Regions from separate parts of the Homo sapiens genome. Here all the other regions are linked to region 4. Evidence: chromatin loops called from intact Hi-C (ENCODE). Cell type or tissue: heart right ventricle. All regions are shown on one strand. Region 1 overlaps LINC01517 (long intergenic non-protein coding RNA 1517). Region 2 has its middle 160 kb from the start of LYZL1. Region 3 has its middle 14 kb from the start of BAMBI. Region 4 has its middle 150 kb from the start of C10orf126.

Region 1 (2,500 bases), 190 kb after region 4:
AGAATACAGATCTAGAATTTCTAAATTACCCTTGGCGCAAAGATCTGGTTTACCACTCAAACAGTATAATTATAAAGTTGGCGTAAAGGAGACCAGGGATCTAGTTACTAATTTCTTACTAGCAATAGCATCAAAACCTTCTCTGCTGGTAGCTGGTCTCTTGACAAAAACCGTGTGTCTTGTACATGATGTGACCTATAGGGAGAACTGGTTTTAATCAGGCTGATCTATAAAATGGTATGCGGTTGTGGTCTTGCTTCTCAGATGTCAATCTGAGCAGAGGAGAAAGTGAGGGTTGGAATTGTCAAAGTAACTAAGGTCGGGGGGAAACACTTTACATAAATGCTCCCTTGTCTTGTAGATGCAGTGTATAGGCTAAGTTTGTCAGAAAATTCAGTGGGAACCCTCTGGTGGATTTGAGAAAAATTACCAGAAACATTCCTGTTGTTCATGGTTTTTGGACCAGATTCTGCCCAGCCTCAAAAAGGAAATTCTGGCTTGGTTACAGCCTTAAATGGGTGCTCAAATCCCCTGAACATTTGCTGCAAAAGTACTTTCATTCTTACTCCATTTTGGTTAATAAGAACACCAGGCATCAAAGTCACATCCTGGCCTTATCCCTGTTTACCTTGGCAGTGATAGATATAGCCAGAGTTCCAAAGATTATTCATTTCTAAGGTACAAAATTCCCCTCTCCCCTCTGCCTTTTTTTTTTTTTTTTTCCAGAGACAGGGTCTCACTCTGTCCCCTAGGCTGGAGTGCAGTGGCTGAATCATAGCTCACTGCAGTCTCTAACTCTTGGGGGCAAGTGATCCTCTCAACTCAACCTCCTGAGTAGCTGGGACTACAGACATATCCCACCATGCCTGACTGATTTTTTTTTTTTTTTCTTTTTATTGTAGTGATGAAGGTCACACTATATTGCTCAGGCAGGTCTTGAACTCCTGGCTTCAACTGATCCTCCGATCTCAGCCTCCAAAAGTGCTGGGATTACAGCTATAATCCATGGCACCCAGCCCCATTTTTTTTTTTACAAATTTTACAGAATTTTTACATGGCAGACTTTTTTTCTATCTAATTATTACTTTTGTTTCCTAGGGAAATGCTAAAGTGCAAATGTAGGGTTTTATTTATTTATTTATTTATTTATTTATTTTTATTTTGAGACAAGGTCTCACTCTGTCACCCAGGCTGGAGTGCAGTGACACCATCACAGCTCACTGCAAACTTCATCTCCTGGACTCAAGCCATCCGCCCACTGGACTCAAGCCATCCGCCCACGTCAGCCCCACAAAGTGTTCAGATTATACGCATGAGTCACCACATCAGACCCTGCAAATGTAGATTTTTGAAAAAACAACTGCAACATTTTAGCCCTTTTTAAAATCAGGACCCCTAGGTCTTTCCCAATATAACTAACTAGCCAGTGATTCCTCACTCATCTACCTTTTTTTTTTTTTTTTTTTTTTTTTTTTTTTGATACGGAGTCGCACTCTGTCACCCAGGCTGGAGCGCAGTGGCGCGATCTTGGCTCGATGCAACCTCCGCCTCCCGGGTTCAAGCGATTCTTCTGCCTCAGCCTCCCGAGTAGCTGGGACTATAAGTACCCGTCACCACGCCCGGCTAATTTTTGTATGTTTAGTAGAAATGGGGTTTCGCCGTATTGGCCAGGCTGGTCTCGAACTCCTGACCTCAGTATCCACCCACCTCAGCCTCCCAAAGTGTTGGGATTACAGGCATGAGCCACCGCGCCCAGCCCACTCCCTTTTAAATGCAGATCTTCTGTGGGAGGATTAAGTCACTGAGCCCACAGGGAACTGTGCTGGGAGGGGAAGTGGAGGGTGTGGAAAGCCGGTGGAAAACAAATCTGTGGATAGCCTGTAGGGCAGATGCCTGAGGCTTGGGGAGACTGGGAAAGCAGGTCTCTAAAAGGAACTTCATCCTTTTTCTCCTAGGCCTCAGATGATGCTAGAGTCCTGCCAGAAATTGCAAATAATTCTGGCTCACTTTTGTATTAGTGCAGGTGCGTAGACCAGAGTCTAGAAGAGCAACAACAACGACAATAAAATTCAGTGTGTCCTTGAGGCATTTTCATGAGATGATATTAAATATATAATTAAATACTACTCATTGTTTTTTCTCACAAATATATACCCACCACCTACCAGGAACTGTCCCAGAAATTGATGAGGAAAAAATGATTTTTATGCCATAACTAATCATACCGTAATATGCACTAGAAAAAGCAAAGAACGTAAAATAGTATATCATGGGGACATTCGAATTTATAATCCTAGGAGTGACATGTAAGCTGGGCTTGAAAGAATAACCATAATTTTGCTGAACTAATAAGTAGGTTGTGGAAGAGAGTGCTAGCTGATTAGGAAAACCTCTGCTCTCCTTCTAAGCACGCAGTTAAACCGTTTTCCATCCGTTTTTGCCGTTAAGTGTGGTCATATGACTGAGTTCTAACCAATTAGAATGAGACGGCAAGGGATGT
Region 2 (2,500 bases), 140 kb before region 4:
CTCCATGGCCAGCTTCTTTTGGAGATGAAGCATCTAAGCTTTAAGTCAAGTCTGCAAGTTTGAGCATGATTCAAATGTTGAATAAAACCTGGAGATGACAACTTTAATTATTAGGAGGATGCGTCACTTTTATATTATATTCAACAGTACTTAAATCCAATTACAACCACGCAGCTTACAGTACTTTTCTTCAAAGCTATTTCTGCAAGGTAGCAAATGAACCATCTTGTAACCGCATCAAAAGGAAGGTGAGGCCTTCCTACAGTCAGCTGAACCTTGGCCTGACTCTGACCTGTGCTTCATGGCCACCTAAGTATCTAGGACGTATGTACTTAGGTGGTTGTGTCCAATAGTCTGTCCTTGTGTGCAATTGTGATAAAACTTAATGACATCTTATACAATCTGTTTAATTACCTTCAAAGAGACAATGGTGTACCTGGCCAAGAATGGTACCACTTAGGAAGCGAACAAAGGCAGGGAAGGACAAAGAAAAGAGCACCTTTTCTAGCTGGGTGCACTGGTTCATGCCTGTAATCCCAGCACTTTGGGAGGCTGAGGCGGGTGGGTCACCTGAGGTCAGGAATTCTAGATCAGCCCGGCCAACAGGGTGAAATCCCATCTCTACTAAAAATACAAATATTAGCCAAGTGTGGTGGCACATGCCTGTAATCCCAGCTACTCAGGAGTCTGAGGCAGAAGAATCGTTTAACCCTGGGAGGTGGAGGTTGCAGTGAGCCCAGATCGCACCACTGCACTCCAGCCTAGGTGACAGAGCGAGACTCTGTCTGGAAAAAAAAAAAAAGAACACTTTTTCCAGAACAACTGGGGCAATTCTTCTCACCTTGCATAAGAGGACAAATTGCTGTTGGATGGAGGGTTTGGTGGAAGTGGGAGGTAGGATGTTAGCCCCATTTCTTTTTTTAGGATAAAGAGTAGGCAAGCAATATTTGACCACAGCAGGTAGTAGTGAAAGGGACATCAGCTTTCTTATTTTCATTCTACCGACTTTTGTTGACAATTATGGTCAGAGCAATCATTTTATACATGCATCACTATTGTACAGTAATCCATTCCCATGTCAATACTGGGGAATTCACATGTATTTTTTCCTTTTAAAGAGGTTTCAAAAAGTAATAAAATTAGAGAAATACTGATTTGCTGAGTATGATGCACCTGATTCTACCCTTAGAATATCCCACCTTAGGATGGGAGGAGGTCCTTATTTTTGCTCCCTGGGGGTGCACTGGGGACCTTTCCTTTGAACTGGGAAGAGAATTTAGTCAAATGGCCCCTAGTGGCCTGAAGGAATTACTGCAGTTTCCCTAAAATACACATCTTCATTATTGATCCCTGAATTCAACAGATTTCCAGTGTGTGTTTACTAAAGATAATGAACTTGTTACACAACAAAGAAAACAAATACACCTGGAATTAGTACGCTGCACTGACTTGCAGTATCACTAGGAGGAGCCCTTGCTTTTTGCTAACAGTTATAATGCCAATGGTTACAAGAATAACTTTGTGTTTTAAAAAATTAGGTAAAAATTGGCCTGATGCGGTGGCTCACGCCTGAAATCGTAGCACTCTGGGAGGCCGAGGCAGGTGGATCGCCTGAGCTCAGGAGTTCGAGACCAGCCTGGGCAACACGATGAAACTAAAAAAAAAAAAAAAAAAAAAAAATACAAAAAATTAGCCTCGCCCTACTCGGGAGGCTGAGACAGGAGAATTGCTATAACCCAGGAGGCAGAGGTTGCAGTGAGCTGAGATCATGCCACTGCACTCCAGCCTGGGCAACAGAGTGAGACTCCGTCTCTTAAAAAAAAATGTAAAAATTAATTTCTAACACTTATCAAAATAATAAATTTATATTCTTGCTTGTTTCAGAAAGATTTTAGGATCGTACAGGAATATGTAAATTACAAAAGAATATATAAAGGCAAAATAAAAACATAAGAAGAATGTAAATGAAAGCTCTGAATGAAGTTAATTCTCCAAAAGATAGTACGCTCTTCTGTTTCAGAAATTTCTGAGATTATGATTTTGCTACTCATCCAATGAGCTTATTGTCAGATTTGTCCAGAAATGAGGTGCACAACTATTAATATTATTCTCCACTGCGCTGTTAGAACACTTACTCTGTTAAATACATAGTAATGATCCTAAGTTTCATAGTGTCCACAAAACTCTATGGCATAGCTTAAATTAAAAAAACAGACAAACTATAACAACAAAACCCAATATGCCCCTAATTTCCTTCCTTCTGTTACAAACATATTAAGAATTCCCGGCCAGGAGTGTAGCTATCTGTAAGTATTTTGGGAGGCCAAAGTGGGAAGATTTTTTGAAGCTAAGAGTTTGAGAACAGCTTGGTCAATGTAGCCAGACTCTGTCTCTACAAAAAAAAAAAAACTTTTTAAATTTAACCGGGTATGGTGGTGCATACCTCTAGTCCCAGCTACTCAGGAGGCTAGGGCACGAGGATCACTTGAGCCCAGGAGTT
Region 3 (2,500 bases), 330 kb after region 4:
CTGTCCTCCCCAGTCCCCTCCCAAGTTTTCTGCACATCACATAGCCTGGTAGCAAGAGAAGCAGCTTATGCTCCAAACCATCAAACCCTCTTTATTTTTTTTCTTTTTTGAGACATAGTCTCACTCTGTTGCCCAAGCTGGAATGCAGTGGCACAATCTCGGTTCACTGCAACCTCCGCCTCCCAGGTTCAAGCGATTCTCCTGCCTCAGCCTCCCCAGTAGGTGGGACTACCGGCACGCACCACCATGCCCGGCTAATTTCTTTTGTATTTATTTTTAGTAGAGATGGGGTTTCACCATGTTGACCAGGCTGGTCTCGAACTCCTGACCTCGTGATCCACCTGCCTTGGTCCCCCAGAATGCTGGGATTACCAGTGTGAGCCATCGTGCCCAGCCTCAAACCCTCTTTTATCAAATGTTTGGATTCTTACACGTACATCATTCAAGTTACTTAAAATAATGTGTTCAGGCCAGGCCTGGTGATTCATGCCTGTATTCCCAGAGCTTTAGGAGGCCAGACTGGGGAATTGCTTGAGGCCAGGAGTTAAAGACCAGATTGGGCAACATAGTAAGAACCTTCTCTACAAAAAATATGAAAATTAGCCAGGCATGGTGGTGCATTCCTGTAGCCCCTTAGTCGGGAGGCTGAGGCAGGAAGATTGTTTGAGCCCAGGAGTCCGAGGCTGCAATGAGTTCTGCTCAAACCACTGCCTTCCAGCCTGGGCAACACAGTGAGGCCCTGTCTCTAAATAATAATAATAATAAATAATAATGCTGTGTTCATTCTCTAGAGAATAATTATGTTCCAAGCTCTAAAAGACTGAGGCGAGGGGAAGCAAGCAAACAAACAAAAAACCCACCAGGGTAACCACTGTTTCTTCAGCCAACACTGGAACTTTGGCATCTCTTATTACTTTTATTTTCCAGAGAATAAAATGCCCTCTTAACGGAGCCCAGAGCTTTCTCTTCCATCCTCCCGCAGGGAGGGAGAGGTCCTGTCGCAGGTCTTTCTCGCCCTCTTGTGGTGAGAGGGAAGCAGCGCTCAGCTGGGAAGACAGCAGCTGCTGTTTGCTGTTGATACAAGAAGCAAGGTCGTTCTAGGAAATATTTAGACTCGATATTTTAATGACTCTGTCTCCATGTCATGCAATGATCTCAGTAAAAGAGGACTGTGACCCCTGTTCCCAGAGTCTTTTTAAGGCTTCAGACAATAATGAGCCAAATTCCCTTTGTGCATAAGACAGAGAAGAGGTGGTGTTACCTCCAGCAGGTGCATATATGCCATGAAGTGCAACAGTGGCCATTGTTCTAAATAAATCACCCTTGCCTAAGAGTGTGTGCCACCCACCAGAAGGGAGAGTTTCTATTCTGGGCCATCCGAGTTCATTTCTGGGTCTTAATATTTTTGAATGGAAATGTGCTAACTGAACAGTACAAGGCATCATTCCTAATCTCTATGATCTAAACCTGGCCTTTTTTTCCCCTACAAATTTAGAAACTTTTTGTTTGTTTGTTTGTTTGTTTTTGAGATGGAGTTTCACTCTTGTTGCCCAGGCTGGAGTGCAGTGCAGTGGTGTGATCTTGGCTCACTGCAACCTCCACCTCCTGGGTTCAAGTGATTGTCCTGCCTTAGCCTCACAAGTAGCTGGGATTACAGCCTCCCAAGTAGCTGGAATTAGCCACCATGCCTGGTTAATTTTTGTATTTTTAGTAGAGATGGGATTTCACCATGTTGGCCAGGCTGGTCTTGAATACAAACTTTTTGACTGACTCTGACTTTAAAAAGCAAACAAACAGGAAGCCCCCAAACAGATGAATTAAGAAATGATCCCCTCCTTTCCTGATCTATATAACACCAAATGATGGGCGACTGAATTTTTGTCCCTAACTGAAACTGACAGCATTGTATTAACAGGAACTCTTATCCAGTTGGAGACCAAAGCCAAGAGACTAACAGGAAAAATCAGCCTCTAACTCTACATTAATCCCCAGTCTATACTGATCATATTAATCATATAGTTCATGCGGATGCTAAGAGCTATGTGAGACCACATCAGCCACTCTTTAAATTAAATGATGGGGGCTGGATGCGGTGGCTCACGCCTGTTATCTTAGCACTTTGGAAGGCCGAGGCATGTGGATTACTTGAGCCCAGGAGTTTGAGATCACCCTGGGCAACACAGTGAAACACTGTCTCTACAAAAAATACAAAAATTAGCCAGAAATGGTGGCATGTGCCTGTAGTCCCAAATTCCTCAGAGGCTGTGGTGGGAAGATCGCTTGAGCCATGGAGATTGAGGCTGCAGTGAGCCATAATCATGCCACTATACTCCAGACTGGGCAACAGAGCGAGATCCTCTCTCAAAAAACAAACAAAAATTAATTAATTAATTAATAAAAATGAGGCTGGGCACGGTGGTTCACGCCTGTGATCCCAGCACTTTGGGAGGCTGAGGCGGGTAGATCACCTGAGGTCAGATGTTCGAGACCAGCCTGGCCA
Region 4 (2,500 bases):
TGGAAGCTGCTCCTACACAAGGAAGCCTGACAATAGCTTAACTATGAACCCATAAAAATATCTCACTAAACCCAGGGGCCGGGCATGGTGGCTCATGCCTGTATTCCCAGCACTTTGAGAGGCTGAGGTGGGCCGATCATCTGAGGTCAAGAGTTCGAGACCAGCCTGACCAACATGGAGAAACCCCGTCTCTACTAAAAATACAAAATTCGCCGGGTGTGGTGGCGCATGCCTGTAATCCTAGCTACTCGGGAGGCTGAGGCAGGAGAATCACTTGAACTCGGGAGGGGCAGGTTGCAGAGAGCTGAGATCGCGCCATTGCACTCCAGCCTGGGCAACAAGAGCAAAACTCCATCTCAAAAAAAGAAAAAAAAAAAACAAACAACAACAACAACAACAAAAAACCTCACTAAACCCAAATGAATTCTATCCCCAACTCAACCCTCCCTAAGCCAGTTCCAAAGACAACTTTTCCTGCTTCCATGTCCCCCAATAACAGGAGAAATATGACAGTAAGTGTTAGTGCAGAAGACAAGTGTAATCTTAACTGATTCCTTCAAAATGGGTTACTCCTGTAAATTTTATAAAAATCTATGACCATAGGCCAGGGATGGTGGCTAAGACCTATAATTCCAGCAATTTGGGAGGCTGAGGAGGAAGGATCACTTGAGGCCAGGAGTTTGAGACCAGTCTTGGCAACATAGCAAAACCCAGTCTGTACAAAAAATACAAAAATTAGCCAGGTGTGGTGGTGTGTACCTGTTATCCCAGCTACTCCGGAGGCTGAAACGAGAGGATCGCTTGACCCCAGGAGTTTGAGGCTGCAGTGAGCTGTGATCGCTACCGCACTCCAGCCTGGGTGACAGACCAAGACCCTGTCTGAAAAAAATATGTGTGTGTGTGTGTGTGTGTGTGTGTGTGTGTGTGTGTGTGTGTTATATGCACATGTGATATGGCCTCAGAAGGGGACCATGCAAATGAGAAGGCCCTGAAGTTGTGGCCTTCTTAGCTTCAATATCAACATGCCTTAGGTTCCTTTCCTGCTCCTCCCCCATGCTCTTGTACATACTTTTGTTATGACACAGTCATTGTGTAATTATAATCACTTGTTTGTCTGTTTCCTCACAGAATTGTGACCCCATGAAGGCAGGAACCCTATTTGTTCTATTGGTATCTCCAGCATCTAGCAAGATGCCTTGTGCATAGTAGTTAACCAATAAAAAGTGGTTGAATAAATGAATGAAGCACATTCATACTGAAGGTAAAGGTGTGTGATCAGAGAATCTCTCTCCGCAATGGCCACCAGGAGGAGCTGTTGGATGGCTCTGGATGGTTGGTGGGTGGGGTGGGGAAGAAAGGGGTAGAGAGAGAGTATGCAATTGGTAATTCTTCAAAAGGATACTTGAAATCAGGTTTGTGTAGTTCTGGACACAAGAAAGGCAACATGGGCCTTGTACCATCAAGCAATGGAAGTTGGAAAAAAAAAGAAAAAACAATCATCTCTGCTTTGGGGAATCACTGAATTGGCAAACCACCCCCATTTCCAACTTTTCTATGACCTGAGCCTTTGATGACAGCTAACATCAAATTGGGAGTATTCTGGAAACACCACGCCCAGGTCTGCGCCTTATATTTATAGAGCTTTTAGCACAAAGGCATTTTCTTCAAAGCACTTTAAGAGCTGGGCACACCCTGTCACACACATGAGCTCCATGAAAGGAATTGCAGCTTCACAGCAGCCCTGAGGCCTGAGCTGGCGAACAGGAATGCTTTGGAATACACTCCCTGGCCACAGGCGAGCAGCCCAGTTTGAAACTAGTGGGAAGAATGACATCAGGTGGGACCAGCCAAATCCCTGCTGAGGGGCCCGACCTGTATTTCTGCAAGAAAACCTTCGTCTTGATGATCATTGACCATGTACTAGACCCATACTTTATCTCCTTTAATCCTAACATTACCCCTATTGTGCAAATGAAGAAACTCCGAGGCAAAGAGAGGCAAAATAACTGACTTCAGGACCATCACCAGTAAGAGCCAAAGCTCTTTAACCTTGGTTAAAGCTCATCCCTCTCTACAATCATGTGCCTTTTGCTGCCGTTCTAATACATGATCTAAATGTATCAGAGAGAGGCTGACTCTAAGATCAGATGAGCCCAACATGGTTCTGGGTTGACTGTATTGCTTGACTTTGAGACCACCGTGACGGCCTTGGCATCATTCAAAAGCAGGCCCAAGTCCAGGAGTGGTGGCTCACACCTGTAGTCCCAGCATTTTGGGAAGCCAAGGTGGGAGGGTGGCTTCAGTCCAGAAGTTCAAGACCAGCCTGGGCAACACAACCCTTTCTCTATAAAAAATACAAAAACTAGCTGGGCATTGTGGCACGTGCCTGTAGTCCCAGTTACTTGAGAGGCTAAGGTGGGAGGATCACCTGAACCTGGGGAGATCAAGGCTGCAGTGAGCCGTGATCATGCCACTGCACTCCAGCCTGCAAAAACAGTGA

What was found. A loop is a pair of places that touch in the nucleus more often than their neighbours do. Peaks named below come from ENCODE experiments on the same cell type or tissue, not always from the same donor. Only the 100,000 strongest peaks of a DNase experiment are listed, where the experiment ranks them.
Region 1: it touches region 4 in a loop (4-fold over the local background); 9 of 110 quality-filtered maps call a loop at or near these places.
Region 2: it touches region 4 in a loop (2.4-fold over the local background); 12 of 110 quality-filtered maps call a loop at or near these places.
Region 3: it touches region 4 in a loop (10-fold over the local background); 97 of 110 quality-filtered maps call a loop at or near these places.

What each region holds. Positions count from the first base shown.
Region 1 is chr10:28,796,098-28,798,597 of GRCh38, reverse strand. All of the region lies in intron 2 of LINC01517 (long intergenic non-protein coding RNA 1517), which reads right to left. Among named protein-coding and RNA genes, the nearest start is that of LINC00837, 1.3 kb to the right of the region's middle. In heart right ventricle, no CTCF peak of the experiment used is centred here; a DNase peak (open chromatin) is centred at 1,257.
Region 2 is chr10:29,129,221-29,131,720 of GRCh38, reverse strand. No RefSeq gene overlaps it. Among named protein-coding and RNA genes, the nearest start is that of LYZL1, 160 kb to the left of the region's middle. In heart right ventricle, CTCF peaks have their summits at 1,212 and 1,417; no DNase peak of the experiment used is centred here.
Region 3 is chr10:28,662,553-28,665,052 of GRCh38, reverse strand. No RefSeq gene overlaps it. Among named protein-coding and RNA genes, the nearest start is that of BAMBI, 14 kb to the left of the region's middle. In heart right ventricle, CTCF peaks have their summits at 817 and 1,032 (motif pointing left); a DNase peak (open chromatin) is centred at 1,022.
Region 4 is chr10:28,990,739-28,993,238 of GRCh38, reverse strand. No RefSeq gene overlaps it. Among named protein-coding and RNA genes, the nearest start is that of C10orf126, 150 kb to the right of the region's middle. RefSeq lists a silencer at 1,145-1,439 and an enhancer at 1,184-2,383. In heart right ventricle, a CTCF peak has its summit at 1,311 (motif pointing right); no DNase peak of the experiment used is centred here; H3K27ac peaks cover 836 bases.